2 separate regions of the Mus musculus genome follow, and region 2 is linked to region 1. The links are chromatin loops, found by intact Hi-C in ENCODE. Cell type or tissue: left cerebral cortex. All regions are shown on one strand. Links, peaks and the distances in the headings refer to the core of each region. The heading gives the core; the rest is flanking DNA.

The links. Hi-C counts contacts between places; a loop is a spot of excess contacts. Peaks named below come from ENCODE experiments on the same cell type or tissue, not always from the same donor. Only the 100,000 strongest peaks of a DNase experiment are listed, where the experiment ranks them.
Region 2: a loop joins it to region 1, with 2.1 times the contacts of the local background. A loop is called at or near these places in 3 of 42 quality-filtered maps.

What each region holds. Positions count from the first base shown.
Region 1 is chr4:150,744,952-150,755,507 of GRCm38, forward strand. No RefSeq gene overlaps it. Among named protein-coding and RNA genes, the nearest start is that of Gm36600, 45 kb to the left of the region's middle. In left cerebral cortex, for the core only: no CTCF peak of the experiment used is centred there; DNase peaks (open chromatin) are centred at 6,082 and 7,466; H3K27ac peaks cover 696 bases.
Region 2 is chr4:150,844,292-150,854,847 of GRCm38, forward strand. It overlaps 1700045H11Rik (RIKEN cDNA 1700045H11 gene), which reads right to left. Exons shown (of 4, transcript NR_040649.1): 1 at 10,535-10,556; 2 at 8,280-8,368; 3 at 5,496-5,618. It also overlaps the pseudogene Rps15a-ps3 and a transcript of Errfi1 not described here. Among named protein-coding and RNA genes, the nearest start is that of 1700045H11Rik, 5.4 kb to the right of the region's middle. In left cerebral cortex, for the core only: a CTCF peak has its summit at 5,883; a DNase peak (open chromatin) is centred at 2,239.

The DNA of each region.
Region 1 (10,556 bases), core at 2,557-10,556:
TGATTGGGTGTATATGTGACTGTGTGTGTGCACACATGATTGGGTGTATATGTATCTGTGTGTGCACATATGATTGGGTGTATATGTATTTGTGTGTGCACACATGATTGGGTGTACATGTGCTCCTGACTGCGGAGCATCTCTCCACACCCAGTTGAAAGCAGGAGCTGGAGAGATGGCCAGCAGTTGAGAGCACTTACCATTCTTCCAGAGGACCTGGGTTCAGTTCCCAGCATGACTCAGCAGCTCTTAAGCATCTGTAACTCCTGACCTCTTCTGGGCTCCAATGACCCTGCACATAGGTGCTGTGCTTATGTGCAAGCAAAATACTCACACACATACACTACAAATAAATCCTAAATCAGTGTTTAAAGCAACATGGGGTAGGAGGAGCCTGGGCTACATAGGAAGACCTTTCAATGTGTCCCCTTAAGAGCAACTTCAGTTGACAAAATGAATTGTCACCTGGAAAAGATTAATTGTGTCTCATCCAAAGAATTCCTCCTTATGACACTCCATTGGCCCCTTGCTGCCGGTGGTCTAGGCCCATGTGTCAGTCACACAGGGCTCTGCAAGCCAGTACCTGCCAAAGGACTAGATTTGATTTTCCTCAGATGTCATGCGGAGAATCCATGACCCTGCTCACACAACCTCCCTCTGCCTCCCTGCCTCTGCCTGTTTCCGTGCCAGCATGTCCTCCTGGTGAGCCTAGAGGATGCTCATGGGCTCAACTCCAGCTTCAGCCTTCCAGAGCCCAACCTCAAGACCTGACAGCAGACAGCTTGGAGAGCAGCTGAGGAGCCAGGCTCTGCTGGGCTGAAAGCATCCTCTGTAGGCTGGGATCTCCTGACATACAACGGCCTCTTCTCCTACCTGGATACTTCCGATTAGCACAAAGGGATCCTGACCATCTCCTGTGTGGACCAGCTGGGTCCTCTGCAGTCTCTGAGCTCCAATCAGCCTTTCAGTCTCCCTAGGAAACAGGGTGCCAGAGAGCTGGTGACTGGCCACAGTGACTGTTTGAAGCTCACCCACCAAGGGGCTAACCTGCAGATGCCCCCTGACTAACCCTGTTTCCCTTGGGCAGGTCACAGACCCTGCAACAGAAGGAGCACATACCCACACCCCCCAACACACACACAATGACTACAATGTTGAGTCTAAACAGGATGAAACTTTGGCCTCTGTCACTATTTATTTTTTTATGTTTTTAATTAAATCTCTGGGGTCACTGACACCCTGGAGCCAGAGAAATGCAACCCTGAAGCTAGCTTGTTAATGATACACCATCTGTCTGTTCACACGGGGCGGTCACATGATCTTTGCTCTGCAGAACATCCTGTCTCACTGGCCTAAACCGGTTTGTGGGTGAAATGCTTGGGAGAAATGCCAGACACTCTCTCTCTCTCAATCTCCCTCTCTCTCAATCCTCTCTCTCTCTCTCTCTCCCCATCCTACAATGAGCAGTCAGGAAAAAAAAAGAAATCAGCTCTTAGTATCAACTCTGTTCCCTTTGTGCCAACCGTGGGTAGCACGACATCACCCTCTTTGCGCTGTAGGAGTCTAGTGGAGTCACCTGGCTTCTGGTGGCACCCTCGGAGAAGGGAAGAGATAAAAAGGCGGCACAGTGCAATCAAAGAGGAGACTTCAGTCAAAGAACACGCACAGTGTCCTCAGCATCCAACTAAGGCTCTGAGGGACCCTGGAACCCCAACCAGGGTAGAAGGGGACAGAGCCAGGAGCCCTCTGACTTTGACAATGAGAGGGCGTATGACTCATTTTTACCCATAATACTCTGATCATTGACTTGGGCCCGAGATTAGATAAAACCACTTAAGACTGTTTTCCCGATGGTGGTTTTTAGACCTGCAGCTTTTAGCTATTAAAAATGTCTCAGGAGCCGGGCCTGGTGGCGCATGCCTTTAATCCCAGCACTCGGGAGGCAGAGGCAGGAGGGTTTCTGAGTTCGAGGCCAGCCTGGTCTACAAAGTGAGTTCCAGGACAGCCAGGGCTATACAGAGAAACCATGTCTCGAAAAACAAAACAAAACAAAACAAACAAACAAACAAAAAAAACCAACAAAAAAAATGTCTCAGGAAGGAAAAGTCCACAAAGGTCCTGTAAGCGCCGGCCCTCCTGTGCCCACCATCATCCCCAGGGCAGTGGGAATCAACCTGAAGGACTTGACTCTTGGAGGACAGAAGATGAGCAGCTGTAAACTACGCTTTATGAACTCCCCTGGACTTGGGCACTCCAAAACCGCTGGGACACGTTAGATGATCGCATGCCTGCAGAACTACCCTCAGTTACCATGTCAGAGCAGGTGGCAAGCCACCACAACATGGGAGTTTGTCCTGGAGTACCCTCCTGGGCAGGTGACTGCAGCTGCAGAGGAGGTAGTGGGTAGGGAGCAAGAAGTTGTATCAGATAGGTGCCTAGCACCCAAGGTCTAACATGTGGAAATCTGGGTGATGAAGGCCCTGGCTGCTGACAAAAGCAGATAGTGCCCCCGCCCCCAACACATCTTGCATCTTTTCTTTTGACAGTAGTTGCTACCACCCTTCTCTGCAGGCAGATGTCACTTTCTGTGTCACTAGGGATGGGATGGTCTATTCTTTTGTTGTTATTATTGTTTTGTTTTGTTTCTTCTAGACAGGGTTTCTCTGTATAGCTCTGGCTGTCCTGGAACTCACTTTGTAGACCAGGCTGGCCTCGAACTTAGAAATCCACCTGCCTCTGTTTCCCAAGTGCTGGGATTAAAGGCATGCATCACCACTGCCCGGCTTGGTCTATTCTTTTTTCCTGATAATTCCACTTTTTCCTTAGAGGCCCTTGTGTGTGTGTGTGTGTGTGTGTGAGAGAGAGAGAGAGAGAGAGAGAGACAGAGACAGAGACAGAGACAGAGACAGAGACAGAGAGACAGAGAGAGAGAGACAGAGAGAGAGAGAGACAGAGAGACAGAGAGAAAGAGACAGAGAAACAGAGACACAGAGAGAGAGAGACAGGAAAAGGAGGCAGACAGATGGAAGGAGAGAGACAGAGACAGAGAGGAGAGAGACAGAGAGAGGAAAAGAAAAACAGATGGAAAGAGAGAGTGAAACACAGAGACAGAAAGACAGAGAAAATAGAGAGACAGAGACAGGAGAGAGAGACAAAGAGAGGAGAGACAGATGGGTAAGAGAGAGAGAGAGAGAGAGAGAGAGAGAGAGAGAGATCAATAGATAAATGTTCTTGCAGGAGCCTGGCCCTGGAGAACGAATGACTCATGCTCATTTATTTCACATCCTGGGCCTGTGGACTATTTCTCCAATCACCAAAGAGCCAATGGCCCAGGGCTTCTTATCACTCACTGATAGGAGTTCGCAGCCCATAAAACCCAGCTCTGCTCCACTCTGCAGGAAAACATCTGCACCTGGGCTTCTTGGCCCAGAAGAATGTGACTTAGTCACCTGTGGGTAAGTGTAGCCATTGTTCTGCCTCCCCTGTACAGGCCAGCCACCCCAGATCAATCACATGTGGTTGACAGCCGCAGGGGACCCTGGCTGGGATGTGCATTCCTCTGGTTTCTCGCCAGCCCCCCCTCCCCCCAGTAAAACATCGGTGATGGCCCTGAGCAAGCATGGGGCAAAGCTTATCTTCCTAAAGCCCAGGCTCACTCACTCCCCTCATCGGTGACAGTGATGGTGTGACCTACACTGAGGACGCGATGACAAGCTGCTGCTAAGAATTCCAGGCTGCCTTCCTCCAGTAGCACCTGGCTTTCAGGCACAAAAACACAGGGTGATGATGCTGTCACCGGATGTCAAAGGTGACTCTTGGATAAGACCATGAGTCACTTCCAGCCCTGGTCCTACTGGAGGGGCTGCTCAAAACAGCAGCTGTTGGCCCTCTCAGTCTGCGCTCGACATTTGGGTGGTTGAACGGAGTGGAAAGGCTTTGGTGCTGGACCATGTGAAAACTCATGACAGATCCTTTCATGCAAGAACTCAAAAAAAAGTGCTCAGGTTGAGCGAGCCTCCTGGGGAGGTGCTTTCTCTCAATGCCATTTTTTTTTAACGCCCTGAAGAAACAGAATGGCCTTTGCCGGTGGCATCTCAGCCGCCATGTCTAGGGGACAGCATGTCCTCAGCTCTCAGTTGGTCGGTCAGTCAGTCTGTCCATCTATCTGGCCCTCCCTTCCACCACTCTCACCCTCGACCTGTCCCACCTCACCCATCCTGCTGGACCTGGGTCAGCCCCACCTCCTATAATGCTTGCCCAGATGCTTCCCCCAGCTGAACTCCCACAGGACAGGCTAAATCAGGTCACCGACCCTACACAGCTTGTCCAACATGATCCAGAAGGTTCTGGTTGGCAGCATCGCCCAGACAGAGAGACACGCAGTCCCCACCCACAGCCTCGCAGTGTAGGGAAAGGGGACAGGATAAAGTGCAAGGCCCCTAGGGCCGTTGCCCAAAGAGATCTGTACAATTCCAACTCATCATTTACCCATCAAAGCAAGTCAAGTGGTCGCTCCTGCCTCAGAGGTGACCCTACAAGGAGTCCCGGGATCTAGGCTATTGCTCTGCCTTAGGGTGGGGACCACAGTCATCACACACTGTTACCTGGAGGGTTGGTCAGGTCAAAGGAAGGGGAGGCCTGAATCAAGCCTGACTTTCAGAGCGTGGCTGGCAGACTCAGTTCTCACGGGCACAAACAACTCTTTCTTTTATACCCAGGACACCCATACAGGATCATGGCCTGTGGCTTGCTGTGGCACTGGGCACAAAGATATCTAGTAAATACTGCTGAATAACAAGTCATTTCTCTAGCTCACGGGGGCCTTGTAATGTAAGTGCGCTGCTCTGGCTGCTAATGAGCTTTGCAAAGGCCAGGAAACTTGTGTTCTCAAGCTGGGCATGGTGGTGCGTGCCTATATAATCATAGGATTCTGGAGTTGGAGGCAGGAGGATTGGGAGTTCAAGACTAGCCTGGGCTACACGGGACCCTGTCACAAACAAACAAACAAACATGCATACATACATACATACAACCCAGACGCAAAAACTAAACGAGGAGAAGCAGCTCAGCGGCCTGTGTGCCTCCATTAATTCAACAGGTGTGTACTGTATTGCTCAGCACCCCCACTGAGCACCACCCTAGCCAGTTTCTGTCCTAAAGATCTCAGAGACAGTCCACAGGCAAAATCAAGAGCCACGCGATTGTACATTCAGCTCCTCTATTTGAGGGGCTAGGGATGTGGCTCCACTGGTAGCGTGCCTGCCTAGCATGCAAGAGGCCTGGGTTCAATCCTCAGCATCACATAAATAGGGTGTGGTCATATACGCCCGTACCCTAGCATTCTGGAGAAAGGAAGATAGAAAGTTCAAGGTCAACCCTGGCTACAGAGTAAGGTGTAGGCCAGACTGGGATACATGAAGACCTTGGGATAGATACAGGAAGAGGGGAGGGGTGAGTCCTACACAGAAGCAGCTGCCACAGAACACAGGGAAATACTTCTGGGGGTGTGGAGGGAATCAAGAAAGTTTTCCTCAAGGAAATGAAATTTCACCTGAGCCTAGGTCAAAAGTGCTGTCCTCACACACAAAAGTTGGTGGTGGAGGTGGTGGGGGACAGGATTGGTGATGGGTTTCCGGTTAGATCAGAGGAGCACAGGAGGGGCTGTCCCGAAAAGGCTAGTCAGTCAATATTTTAGGCTTTGTGAGCCACATTATGAAGTCTGCCACGTGTTCTTTCTGTGTGCCCATGTGTGTTTATAATTCTTTTAAGATGTAAAAGTCATCTTTGGTCCGCAGACCATATAAAAACAAAAACAAGCGAAGGCACACCCAAGGGGATGCCTATATTTAAAAAAAAAGAAGAAGAAGAAGAAGAAGGATAATAACAAGTTCTGGGGGAGGATGTGGAGAAATGTCCCTTGGACATTGCTAGTGGGAAGGGAGAACATGGGGGTGGATGTGGGAAGGGGTCTGGCAGCCCCTCACAAAGCTAAACACAGCTGGGACCTGACCGAGCCCTTCCACTCTTGGCTGCATGCGTATCCAGGAGAACTGGAAACATATGCTCACACAAAACCCGTGTTTGATCCTTAGAATAGCATGTCTCGGAATAGCCATTACCATGGAAACACTGGTGTCCATCATGTGATGAATGGGTAGATGAAATATAGACAGGAATGAAGTTGTGCCGCATGCCACGGCACAGAGGAACCTGGAAAACACTTCACGAACAAGTAGAAGGAAGCAGACACGGAGACCAGACTTTGCAAGACTGGGCTCTGATGAACACCTCCAAGCAAGCAAGCAAGTCCACAGGCGGACCAGTGAGCCCTGTCCTGCCCTGGAGGGCTTCAAGGGAGGGAGGAGAGCCTGCTAATGCCCACAGCGTCTTTGGGGATTGATCAGAATGTTCTGGAATCGCCAGTAATAAGGACTTCACAGCTCTGTGAATGCAGGAACTGTCACAGGATTGTGTGGCTTGGAAGTGTGACTTAGGGACTGAGGACAGAGCTCAGAGGGTGAAGTGCCCGCCACACAAACTTGAGGACCGGAGCTTGGATTGCCAGAACTCACATAAAACTCGGCGTGGTGAGGCACGTCTGTAGTAATCCTTGCGCTAGACGCAGAGACTCAGCCCTGGAGCACAATGGCCAGCAAGAGTAGCCTGTTGGTGAGCTCTAGGGTCAAGGAGCTCTGTCTCAAAAACTGAGGTGTGGGTAAATAAAATACAATTGTCAGCACTGACATCTGGCAGCTCACACACACACACACACACACACACACACACACACACACACACACACACACGCACGCACAACTCACACACAAACACACACACACACACACACACACACGACTCACACACAAACACACACACACAGACATACACAGACACACATGCACATCTGGGATTTGGGTACCATAGCAGGGGTTATCTGGGCGCGGCCCAGATCTCTGTGTGTGGAAAGGCACACTGCTTGTCACATCTAGTAAGAGTCTGAGGCAGTGATGGCTGAGACCCAGAAGGCAGGAGGAAGGTGGGCATGTGAGTGGGACGAGAGAGACCCTGGAGTGTGTCCACTCCAGAGCAGTTCACAGGTCCTGAAGGACATTCTAGTGGGAAACCCTATCACCAGGCAAGAGGAAGCTATGAGCCTGGATCTCTGAAGAGCAGAGACTGGGGCAGAGGAGGCAGGCTGAGGAAGAGTCAGGTAGCTGGCCTAGAAAGGGCCTGATGTGCCTGCCATAGGAGGTCTCGGGAGTCGGAAGATAGAAAGCAGGAGCCCGCCAACCCGAGAGGTGGGAGAAGATCAAGGAGATGCAGGAAAAAGTCTGAATGTGAGAGGGCCGGAGAGCTGCTGGTCATGAAGGAGAGAGCACCAGATGTTATTATGAAGTGGCCTTGTTCAGTGAGTGTTCAGTGAGTCAGAGACTGAGAGAAGAAACAGAGGTCCCAGGATGAATAACTCTGCCCCCAGCTTTGGGGTGGGGTGGGAGGAGTGAGAGTCTGTTTCCTGGTGCACCACCGTGTTTGAGCTGGAAAGATGGAAAGTTCTGAGGATGCGCAGTGCCATTGGGTACCCAAGTGTGAACGGACCCAGTGCTGTTAAATGGTTGGAACTATAGAGTTGTTTTCTAAACAGAGTTTCATTATGTAGGCTGGCTTCAAACTCACAATCCTCCAGTCCGTCCTTCCTCCCATCCCTGAAGTGCTTGAATTTCAAGAGTGCACCACCACATCCAGCTAGGATTATACACTGCATACGTCTGTCTTTACCACTGTTATGTGTGAACGTTAATGTCCCATGGCTGTGATAAATTCTAACTCCTGAGACAGTAGGCCTGGGAGGGGACGAGGTCATGGGGCTGGAGACCTTGTAACCAAGGTCTAGTGCCCTTTCCTAAGGTGATCTGAGGACACATTTGCCTGCCATTATATTAGTGGTTATCAACATTCCTAACGCTGTGACCCTTTGACACAATTCCTCCTGCTGTGGTGACCCTAATCATAAAATTATTTTCGTTACTACTTCATAACTGTAATTTTGCTACTGTTAGGAAACATAATGTAAAGATCTGTGTTTCCCAGTGGTCTTAGGTGACCCCTGTGAAAGGGTCATTTGACCCCGAAGTAGTCACGACCCACAGGTTGAGAACCACAGTTAGATGAAGGCAAAGAAGGCACCGTCCACGAGCCAGAAAGCAATGCTACCAAGGCACGTGAAGAAGGGCTGTTTGTCTCAATGGAGGACTCACCAGCCTGCAGGACTGTGAGAGACACAACTCAGGTTATTTTGCTGTCATCAGTTCGACAGACTCAAATGATGGTGACAATAATCAGCAGCCTGCAGCTGTGACTGCAGCTGCCGTGTGAATTTTGAGACCTCAGGTCCATCCTGCTCCTTGATGGCAGCTGAGCTCTCCAGAATACACGTCTTAGGAAGTGCCACCTGGAGTCTGGTTTTTGCAGAGCCCAGATGGACACAGCACTGCTGCCCATTGCCTCCACTGAGCAGAAAGCGTGAGGGGTCAAGCGTCACCTGGACAATTGGTGTAGCTTCCATTTCTTTCATGCAATCTGGATTCTGGTTATCTGGAGATCCTGCCCACCCCATCACCCATATCTTCTTTCAATTTCCTGGGTAGAAGCCATGCCCAGGAGAGGTTTATGTAGGGTCTTGATTCAAAAATGGTCATACCAGTCCTGAGGTCTTTTCTGCTCTCTGGCCTCTACTAACACCGACTTGTCCTTCCAAACCCCACTCCTGTGGCTCTGTGAGGACATCCGAGGCTCCTTTAGTAAATTCGGTTGTCAAAAAATAAAGAAAAGAAGAGGAGAGGGGAGGGGAGGGGAGGGGAGGGGAGGGGAGGGGAAGGGAGAAAGAAGAGAAGAGAAGAGAAGAGAAGAGAAGAGAAGAGAAGAGAAGAGAAGAGAAGAGAAGAGAAGAGAAGAGAAGCAGGGTTTTCTTGTGTCCTTGGTCCTCAGAGTCACTTAAATGAGCCTCTTGTGGCATTGGGCCCTCTCCCTGGTTTTTCTGCCAAGAACACAAGGTGTGTGGGTCTTTGTCAGGTTGCTCTGTACAAATTCTTTGTGGAAGCTTCTCTGTAAGGCCCCCATTCTTCAAATCCAGGAGATGCAGGGCCAGGGAAGGTATGTTGGAAGTCTGTATTACAAAGCTACAGTGCCAAGATTGGTGGGAAGCATTGTCAGAACAGCCTCACTTCTAGGAAAGCCCACAGCTCCCTCTGGCCCAGTCGGCCTTTATGTGTTGGCTGACCACTGCGGTGACAATTAACCTGTTATAGTCAAGGGGATAGAGGCAAAGGTTTAGCCTGACTCACGGTGTCAGTTTTGACTCATGGTTGGGACATTTCTTTTTTTTTTTTTTTTAAAGATTTATTTATTGATTATATGTAAGTACACTGTAACTGTCTTCAGACACACCAGAAGAGGGCGTCAGATCTTGTTACGGATGGTTGTGAGCCACCATGTGGTTGCTGGGATTTGAACTTTGGACCTTCGGAAGAGCAGTCGGGTGCTCTTACCCACTGAGCCATCTCACCAGCCCGAGACATTTCTTAGTGAAGCATCTTGGAGGGAATCTCGCACTGGCCTGGAATCAGAAGAAGGAAAATAAAGAGGGCGGGGTCCCAATATTCAAGGGGCTTTCCTTCAATGGTCCATCTTCCTCCCACTGGGCCCCACTGTCTACAGGCTCCATGTCCCAATGCCAATGGAGTCTGGGGACTGAACCTTCAACGGGTGGGCCTTTGGGGGGACATGAGATCTAAACTGTAGTCCATCTTCCCACCCCCACATGACTCGGGGTAAACACTTCAAACATTAGTTTTCCCCAACAACAGCAAGAATGGGAAGGTGTTGGCCATTGTGTCTGGGTCTCACATAGAGGATCTGGCCAAGAATTTGAGGCCCAGGGCTCCGGTCAGGGCATGCTCAGAAGGTCTTGCTAGATAGAGCTACACAAACACAGCTCTCACAGATGTGTGAATGGATTACTTCTGGCTTCTTACATCAGTCATCTCTCCAGCTCTCCAAGCACTAACTGGGGGGGGGGGGTCCAAAAATTTAGTTCAGCTCTGACACTAACTGTTCAGGGTTGCCATAGTCCGCACAGGGCCCCCAAAGATGGCTCCCCACCTCAGATGCCAGCACCAAGTCCCTGGCTACCCCTACATTTCCTCTTAGATTTTGTTATTTTATGTGTGTGTGTGTTGTCTGCATGTATGTACCGTGTGAAGCAGATGCTGGCAGAGGCCAGAGACAATGTCAGATCCCCTGGAACTGGAGTTACAGATGGTTATGAACTGCCATGTGGGTGCTGGGAACCAAACCTGGGTCCTCGGCAAGAACAAATGCTCTTAGCAGCTCTTTCCATACTATCCATACTTCATATTGTGGCTATAAGTCAGAGGTTCCCTAACCCCCATCTTGGGTTCACAATTTATTAGAAAAGCCTCTAGAGCTGAAAAGAGAGAGCAAGAGAGCCTCACTCCCTGTCCTGCACTTATTATCAAGTCTCAAGGACTTTGCAAGAT
Region 2 (10,556 bases), core at 1,156-9,155, 98 kb after region 1:
TTTACTAGTGCTTTAATGGAGCCAAATACCGTACCTAAAAGTTCTAAAAAAATTTTTTTCAAGCATATAATTGATGTTATAAACTCAATTAAAGTAGCAGTGATACCAGAAGAGAGCAATAGCAAATTGAAGAACAGATGTGAAGAAATTACACAAAAAGCCAACGGAAAGAAGGAAGTCAAACATACAAGAGTAGAAAGATAGGAAAGAATAAAGGGATAATCATTTAATCAGATACTGGGAGGAAAAGCAATTGAAACAATGAATAAAACTTTCATGAAACAGTTATCTTCAGAACAAAAATAATTTCCATAGACCTGCTGTAAATAAATTGCAATGTACAACAGAGAATACTTAATGCCAGAAGAAGAAAAACCAAATAGAATCATGGCCAAGTTTTCATCGATCTTGATATGAGAAGCTGGTAGGACAATACTTTGGAAGCTCTGTGGACGAACACACATATGTTCACCTGCACATTCATGCACTGGCACACACACTCACACACACACACACACACACACACACACACACACACACACAAACATACACACACACATTGTTTTCAAGGTAAGATGGGTGGGCAGGGCCGGACAGTGGTGGCGCACGCCTTTAATCCCAGCACTTGGAAGGCAGAGGCAGGCGGATTTCTGAGTTTGAGGCCAGCCTGGTCTACAGAGTGAGTTCCAGGACAGGCAGGGCTACACAGAGAAACCCTGTCTCAAAAAACCTCAAAAAATAACAAACAAACAAACAAACAAACAAAGATGGGTGGGCAGACAGATGGCTCAGTGGTTCGGAGCCCCTGCTCTTGCAGAGGACCTGGGTTCGGTTCCCTGCACTTACCTCTAAGGATAGCAGGCGTGCATATATTGCACATACATACATGCAGGTAAGGCACGCGTCATGGTGATTTAAATGAGAATGACCTCCCTAGGATCATACATCTGAATGTTTGGCTCCCAGTTGTGGAACTGTCTGAGAAGGGCTGGGCAGCTCACAGCCTTGTTGGAGGAGGTGTATGTGTCCCAGGGAGTGGACTTGGAGGTTTCAGAAGTCTAGTTATCAATTGCTGAGTGTTCTCTCTCCTTTCTCTGTCTCTGTCTGTCTCTCAATTTCTCTCTCTCTCTCTCTCTCTCTCTCTCTCTCTCTCTGTCTATGTATCTCTCCCTCCCTCTTTCCCTCGCTCCCTCCTCTGCTGCCTCATGGTTGTGAATCAGACACTGTCTCGGCTACTCTTTTCCAGGACCAGGCCTGCCTGCTTGCTGCTGGGCTCTGTGCCATGAAGAGCATGGCTTTACCTTCTGAAACTATAAACAATTAAATGCTTATGTTTGGAAGTTGCTTTGGTCGTGGTGGGTTTGTTTGTTTGTTTGTTTGTTTCACAATAGAAAAGTTAACTGAGACACCCATAAAATGTCATAAGTAAACACATTTAAACAAAAGGGTAAAAACAACAACAACAACAACAAAAACCCAGCACTTGGGAAGCAGAGGGAAGCAATCCCTGTGAGTTCAAGGCCAACCTGGGCTACAGAGTGACCATTCCCCAGGGCCACAGAGAGAAAACAAGACATTTGTACTGCCAGTCACAAAGCTGGGTGCCTGCTCAGGCTTGGCCAGTCTGAGAACTGCCTTCTCCAATGGAAGCAGTGTACTTCTCTGGCCTTCAGTCTGGACCAGAGAGACTTGGATCCAGGGTTTTGTTCAAGCCACAAAATAGGCTCCTTTATATTTTAGCTGGAGGGCGTTAGGGTCTGCTGTCAGTCCTTATGCCACCAAGAAACCTAAAAATGAAGCCATCACAGAGGAGGGAAGTTGAAAGTCAAGTGAAGGCCAGCCCCCACCAGCCTCCTGGGAATCCCTGGTTAGAGCTGTGCCTTCGGCTTCACCCCCCAGTCCTTTCATGCCCACCCACTGAATGCCTCGTGTTATTTATGGGGGAAGAGATCTATTAGTAGCAAAAGAAAAAAAAATAATAATGCTGACAGAACTTGGCTAACCATCCCCTTGTTCCATGGTATAACAGCATGGGAAGTTAATTTATCTAAAACCTTACATCATGCCCAGTCCTGAGTAAACGCTACAAAGTGTCCGCTATTATTGGGTATTATTGCTAATCCCCAAATTCAGACATTCATCCTATTTATAAAAGCTTCGCGAGAATATGAATAGGCGTTCCATTTTCTGCTTGGGCCAGCTTACCGCCATGCTGTGGATCGCTGATTGAGGGCTCTGGGCATAAAAGCCTGCTCTGTCTGCGGCTGTTTGCTTATTTTAGAGTGCTTCCATCTAATTCTTGAAGCTTTTGTAAGGATGTCAAGTCTCTGGCTTTTCTCCAGTGAATCTTCCTTTACATTTTTTTTGTCTCTTGGGCTACTTTGCTCATCCACATCTCATCCTAGGATTAAGCCTATACCTATAATCAAGGTGGTTGCTTGCGTGTCCTGCGCTCTAATTAAGGAGGTGGACGAAATCGTTGAAGGGGAGGAGACGCCTCCAGAAAGCTCAAAATGACTGGAAATTGCTCTAATTTTTACTCTTAGAAGGTATGGCCATCTGAAATGCATTCAATTGTTAAATATTCGTGGAATGAGCACTGGTCACCTCGGATGTCCTGACGGGTCTCCTGATGCAGCAGGCAGAGCTCGCTAACAGCACTGGTTTTCTTATGTCCCCAAATCAGGGAATCTAAGCTCCGGTCTTGTATTTTCCCAGTGGCTTTCACTACTCACAATCCCCTAAGGCACAACAGAGCAAAACTCATTCGCCTTAATGTCGTATCAAGAACTTGGCTTTCTGCCATCTTCCCTCGCCACCACCATGGTGCGAATGAATGTTCTGGCGGATGTTCTCAAGAGCATCAACAACGCTGAGAAGAGAGGCAAACGTCAGGTCCTCATCAGGCCATGTTCTAAAGTCATCGTTCGGTTCTTAACCGTGATGATGAAGCACGGGTACATTGGTGAATTCTAGATCATTGATGATCACAGAGCTGGGAAGATCGTTGTGAACCTCACAGGAAGGTTGAACAAGTGTGGCGTTATAAGCCCTAGATTTGATGTTCAACTCAAAGACCTAGAGAAATGGCAGAACAACCTGCTCCCTTCACGTCAGTTTGGCTTCATTGTGCTGACAACCTCGGCTAGCATTATGGACCATGAAGAGGCAAGACGAAAACATACAGGAGGGAAAATCCTGGGATTCTTTTTTTAAATGTAAAGCATAAATAAAAAGCCTTCGTGGACTGTGAAAAAAAAAAAGAAGAACTTGGGAAACCCACACATGCATGTGCAACCATGCAACCTCGAAGGTGTCAAACACATTCATTCATGATGAGAAAAGCGTAGCCTGAGGAATGGAGAGCGACAGCTTTAATGCCAGAATCAGACCGTGTTCGCCAGTCCCACCTGTGCTCTAACTCGAAGTCCCTCTGTCTCTCCCTATATCTCCATCAGCACAGTCACCCAGCCACTTAAAGACAGAAAGCTCAGCTCATCCTTGACTTCTCCCTTCCTGTCTCTCGTGGGCGAGATCTCAAAGGCCTGCTGATTCCAGCTCCATGAGAAGCTTGGAATCCGTTTCTAAAATCTCATTCTGCTCCTCTCCAACTGCGGCCACCTCCTTTCTCCATATCAGTTATGCTGGAGATGCCTGCGGTGCCCTCCTCCTGTTTTCAGCCTGAGCCTTCCGCTGTCCTGTTGCACGAAGCTCTCTCCCACGCTGGGCTATTCCTTTCTGCAGGCTCTTCAGATAGACCACCTCTTGTCATACTTCACCAGGGTCTCAGAATGTCTCGCCCATCTACTGCCAGCCCTGCTCACTTGGTCTCCTGACACACTCAGTCTTCTGACACAGTCTCCTGACACAGTCTCCTGACACACTCGGTCTCCTGACACACTTGGTCTCCTGACACACTTGGTCTCCTGACACACTCAGTCTTCTGACACAGTCTTCTGACACAGTCTCCTGACACACTTGGTCTCCTGATACACTCGATCTCCTGTCACCACTATCCTCTGGCTTAGCACTTGTTTTATTTTATGAGACAGAGTCTCACTATTTAGCTCTGGCTGTCCTAGACCAGGCTAGCCCAGAACTCAGACATTCACATGCCTTTGCCTCTGTACCAGGATTAAAGGTGTGTGCCACCACGCCATTGTCTGCCATCTTTCTCTCCCACTAGACTGTAAGTTTCTATATAACAAATATAATATAAACAAAAATTATATTCACTCTTTTACCAGTGTATACCCAGTGCTAGATCTGTGATTGACAAGTGGGAGGCAGCTTGCTAAATTTGACTTGAGTGAGTGAATGCTTTGTTATACCCCTTACCAAGGACTAAACTCCACTGCTCACAGTTTTTTTGTTTTTTTAATTGGGCATCCCAGGGTTGCCATGAGCCACAAACACAACAGACTCCCCACGTTCACGGCCCCATCGCTCACACCCTGTTCCGAACTTCAACTTAGTTCTTCCGTGAGAACCAGCAGTCACACCAGTTGAAGCAGCTCTTTCTCCCACTCGGGTGCTGGGAAGTCGATTTACTCCAGACCCGCGCAGCACACGCGAGGGAGCACCGCAGCAGAGGGCTCGCTAACTCCTCAAAGAAACCCATTGTGTGAGGCAGCCATGAAGGACAAGAAAACTCAGGAAAAGAGATCATCTTACCAACCTAGCTCTCAGCTTTACAGTGCTGCGACATGGTGTGTGTGTGTGTGTGTGTGTGTGTGTGTGTGTGTGTGTGTGTGTGTTTATGAACATCTTTATACAAATGTCTTCATATTAATACCCAATCATTGAGCATATCCATTGTCCTCGCATCCCAGAGAAATTCACAAAGCCATTCACATAGAGGGTTCTGCAGGGGCTTTAGGCTTCTGTGCAGATGAAGTCTACTGTGCTCTGGAGGGAAACACCCCCCCTCCCTGCCCCGCATGTGTGTGATGGCAACGGAGGGGTAGATGCCACAGACTTAAGAGCCACTTTACACCTTGCCTTCAGGTTAGTGAGAAGCTGGGACCTTCACTCCTGTTGTTAGATCTGACTGCCTCGGAAGAGGAGATGCTACAAGTCAGGGAAAACATCCCATCAATCATTGCGCTCTGGAGGCAATGAAATCACCTCTTCCACAGATTGTTTCAGGTATAGTTAACAATCTAGAATTGGGGAATTTTATAGCAAAAGATATTTAAACACCTCTCGGAGGATATATGACCATAACAATGAAGCTAACAATAGAACCAATAACATAACAACATTTATTGAACTCTAACTGTCCCTGAGCAATGTTTTACATGCTGACCATGTTAATCTGTTTGTCTAATAGCCCTACTAGAGTAAGAACCACTCCTATTTCCAAGTTACTGGACACCCAGAGGTTAAATAATTTGCACAAAGACGTATTCTTATTGCTTCTGAGGACTAAGTGATGGTTCAAACACACATTTCCACAGACTGCATTCCCCCACCCCTTCCCACTTTGTTTTTACTTGAGACAGATGTAGCCCAGGATGCTCTGGACTCTCAAGCCTTCCTCCTCAAGCTCCAGGTTGCTGGGATTACAAGCAGGGAACACCATGCCTGCTACTGTAGCTCTTCCTTATTCATCTTTACTTGGAATAATAAAAAAAAAACAAAAAAACCAAATTATTTTAGGTCTAAGCTGAAGTGCTAAGCAGATAAAGCTCTCTTTATTCAACAGCATAATTAAACTTTCCATCTGTACTATGTATGTATATGTAACGTGTGTCTATAGAAACACGCCCTACATGTGCCGGTAGTCACAAAGACATAAAATTAGTTTCCGAAATCTCTTAATGAAGAGTTTACATTAATATTTTAATTAATTAATTTGGCAAGGGACTAGAGCACACCCTACTGGCCAGCTAATAGGAAATACAGTGTGTTCTTCGGACACAAGCTTAACTGTGAAAACACGCAAAGAAACTTGAGAAAACTAACTCAATAAACGTCTAGACTCCGTATCTAAGTAAGTCGACGCACAGGCTGCTGGAAAGGTCTTAAATCTGTAAGCTTCTAGAGATGGGTTAGAATTGAAAAGGCAGTGTTTGTTAAGGAAGCCTTAGGTACACAAAAGGTGACTCAATTGAAAACAAATGACATAGTCCGCCTTTATACTGAGGAAAAGAAGTCAGGTCCTGTCCCTAAAACACTCCAAACTACAGACTCAAAAATTCTAACACAACTACCATACTCAGTCTTCTCACAGGCCACATGTTACCCCTAAACCCTGTGTTTGTGTGTGTGGTGTGTTTGGTGTGTGTTATGTGTGAGTGGTATATAGGACATGTCTGTATGTGGAGTATGTGTATTATGTGTGTGTGCATTGTGTGTCTGTCTGTGTGTGTGTGGTGTGTGGCATATGGTGCATGTGTGTGTATGTAGTGTTGTGTGTTGTATGTGTGTGCACTGTGTGTATGTGGTGCATGTTTGTGTGTGTATGTATGTGTATGCACGTGCATGCGTGTGGTACTTTTCACGGAGCAGTTAAGTTCATGGCTCAGTGGAGGCCTCTGCTATCAGGAAGCACTCCTTATGAGTGAGCCTCAGGATTCTATATTATTATCATCATCATCTGAGGATTTTATACATGTCTGTAATGTACTCTGATCAAGTCCACCCCTAAGCCCCCTTTCAGTTCCTTCCCAGGCATTTCTTACAGTTTTCTAAATTTTCATTTGCTCATTTCTGCGTGAGTACAGGTGGAGGTCAGAAGGCAATGGAAGGACTTAGCCCTCTCCTTCCAGCCTGTGAGTCTCAGAGGCTGAACTCAGGTCATCAGGGTTGGCACCCGGCACCTTTACCAGCTGAGCCATCTGGACTCTGAATCTCAGGTGCTCATGCAGGCTTTAAAATAAGACAGAGTTTGCTGCAGATATGTGTGTGTGCCTACGCATGCCTATGTGTGGTTGTTTCCAACAGTGTGGTACACTAATCAGGTGACAACTAAGAAATGTAAATTTTCCACCGTGCATGCGTTTTTATAGCGCTCATCTACATCTAGTGAAAAGTGTGTGATATGCATTCTCTATTGACAGAAACAAAGGCCCTATGATTAATAAGGAAATGCAAAAAGTATTTCTCTCTTAAATATTTGTCTTTAAAGGAAGTAGATAAAAGACAAGAAGAATACAAAAATGTGTGTACTTTTTTATATAGGCTGCCAAGAGCAAAATATAAACATACATTCGCTAAAGTTCCATGTGACACATTTATGCTTAGGCAAGACATGCTGGATTTCTTTGAGAGAGCAAGGGGAAAGTACCCCACATGAGTCTCAGGCTCCTGAGCCAGAACCCCAACCTTGTTCTTACTCCAAGAGTGGAATGGTGCAAACTGACAAACTGGGTCAACATGACAAAAAAAAACTAATGCTTTAAGATACTGTGTTCAATTCTGCTTTTAAAGAAACCAGCTAATCAGAATTCTTTGGGGGGGAACGGCCTCAAAGCAAAGCAAACTTTGAAAGACTTTAACAAAGTGAAAACTTGGAGCTGGGCTATGGTAGCAAAAACCTTTAACCCCAGCTCTCGGGAGGCAGAGGCAGGTGGATCTCTGAGTTCAAGGCCAGCCTGGTCTACAAAGTGAGTTCCAGGACAGCCAGGGCTACAAAGAGGGACCCTGTCTTGAAAAAAGGGGAAGAAAGAAAGACAGACAGACAGAAAGAAAGAAAGAGGAAATGAACAAAAAGAAAAGAAAAGAAAAGAAAAGAGAAGAAAAGAAAAGAAAAGAAAAGAAAAGAAAAGAAAAGAAAAGAAAAGAAAAGGAAAGGAAAGGAAAGGGGAAAAGCTTTCAATTTCTAGACAGAGACAATTTAGAACAAGATAGGCTGGAGGCAAGGAGAGCGTTTCTCTAACTCTCCGTCCTGGCGTTTGAACTATTAAAGGTCAATGAACAGTACGCGATCAATCCTCCAGGACCCTGTCACATGACTGGCTGAGCATTTTCACTTTGAACTCTTCTCAAACTCTTCCACAGCGTTTCTGGTATAACAGCGTCATTATACAACACCGCTAAGTAGCCTGTAGAGTATACATTTTCCTCCACAGCTGAGAAAGCTTCAGTGTATGAATAATTATGAGCTAAAGTCAGTGAGGTAGAAGCTCTAATTGCCTCCCCTCAGAAAAACTAGGAAACTAAATGTTTTCTGTTGTAAGTTTAAAGTTGGTCCAAGGAAAAACCCAGATTAATCGTGAATTACTCAAGTGATTCTCTGACTTTTTTTTTTTTGTTTTGTTTTGATGATGATTTACCAAAACATGAGCACATCCTCCAGCTCCCAAGTGCAGAAGGAGGATCTTGTTGGTCTTCTTTCTCTACAGAGGGGTGTATCCCGCGGTTGCTGTGGAGATTATCACTGTTTTGTGAATAGGGGAATATAAAAGCATGCTAATAAGGCTAGAGCACACATTACAACTGCATTGTGGCAACTGGAAATCAGAGTAACTAGGGCTCTTCTCCGATGAAACTGGACCTCACTGAATTCCCATATAGTAAATGCTCTACTGTGAGGGCTTGTTCTGAGGGAGATCTTACACACACACACACACACACACACACATACAAACAAGCATATACACATATACATACATGCACATACACACACATATATGCACATACAAATAGGCACATACACATTACATACATGGAGGGAAGGACACACATGCACATACATACATGCACACACACACACACACGGAGGGAGGACACATAGACACACACACGGAGGGGAGGACACACACACACACACAAGGAGGGACAGGGAGGCTATTTACATAGCATACAGATAAAACAGGAATAGCAAAGGTGGGGGGCAAGAGGATTTTCTGTGACTTTCAACAAAACCGAGTCAAGCTGGCCGTGTTGACTTCATGCCTGTAAATCTCAATACACTGGAGCCCAAAGGATGACCAAGCTTGAGGTTAACCTGAGCTGTGTAGAGTGAGTTGTAGGCCCGCTTGGGCTACAGAGTAAAACTGTCTTAAAACCCACCAAAACTTAAACAAGTAAATAATAAATGTTAATAAATAGTAAATAATAAATAGACAATGTGGCAATGACCAATTTCCATAAGATTAAAATACTACTAAGAGAATGGCCATAAGAAAAGATGGGAGAATTGAATTGCTAGGAGCGTGGGTGTGGAAGCAACCCAGCAGCCCCTACAGGCCAGTAGGGACCATCAGAAAGAGGGGAGGAACCTTCTAACATCCTGGTAGCCTGCCGCTGAGAGTGGGCAAAGCAAGACTTTAGAGTTTTCTTTTCTTTTTAAAAATCCAGTGCATCAGGCCTTGAGTTTAAAGTTAAGGCCTTTGAGTTCAATTAAAAAAAAAAATCAAGTCAATACTGGAAGAAGCAACTTGGTTCGTGGGGCACAAAGTTAATAGTTAACCAGATAATGAGGCCAGCACCTCATTCCATATGTTAAACTGGCTCAATTAGGTGGTGCTAAGCCTATAACTATCAGGCATTCTTGCTGCAGTGCAGGAAGGGCTCTGTGTGCGGACCACAGAGGTCAGCCATAGGTCTGCGCTCTCTACTCTGTGGAGTGCCATTAAGAGGAATTTGTACTAGTCCAAACTGGAGGGCTTCTGTCTGTTTGCCTTTTTTCTTGAACTACTCTGGTTTATCATTGTATTATTTATTTTACGGTTAAACTATAAACCTAAGTTGCATCACCGGATTTCTGCCCCACGAACCCTCCTCCCTGTAGACTTGATGGCGTTTTGTCCTTGGGCATCAGCGGCCACCCTGGGGCCAAAAGACATGGAGAACAGCACTTTGACAGGTAAGCCAAGAGGGCTGGGGGCAGGTTTGGGGGAGGTGCCCGGGATCAGCCTAGCCTTGCTGGAGGCCAAGCCAAGTACAGAGGAGCCTGGAGTGAGGCCTCCCTGATCCTGCCCACACAGCATGGCCCACTGCCCAGTCCCCTTTGTCCTTCACCTTTCTGCGCTGCCCCTCACCTTTCCATTCTGTCCCTTCCTTTCCCACACCGTCCCTTAACTACCTAGATCAATTAGTGAGGTTCTCTATAAGTCCCGCAGTGCCTCACACTGCTCCTCACTGCCCCTCCATCCCTTATTGTCCTTAGCCAGACACTCCCTGCCCCTTCCTGTCTTCAGACGCATTTTGTCCCTTACTGCCCCTCAGTCCGCTGCCCTCTTTCCCAGAGACCACTTTCTTCATGGTCATCCATCCCTGGTTGTAGCGCCCTTCATCTCTCTCGCATCATCACAGCAGTCCCTCGTTGTTCCTCACCGTCCCCCTCCGTTCTTCATCACTCTCCTCGCCATCCCTCGACCATCCCTCGATATACATACATACATACATACATACATACATACATACATACATACATACATACATACACACACACACACATATATACACCTCGGGGTGCCCCTCTCCTCTCCAATCCCCATTTTCTCCCGCTCCCTGAGTTTCTTGGATCCAAGTGCATCTCAGCGTCACTTCCCTCCCCGGGGATGGAAACAGGGCCGCTCACAACCTTCTAAGGAAAACTCGGTGTC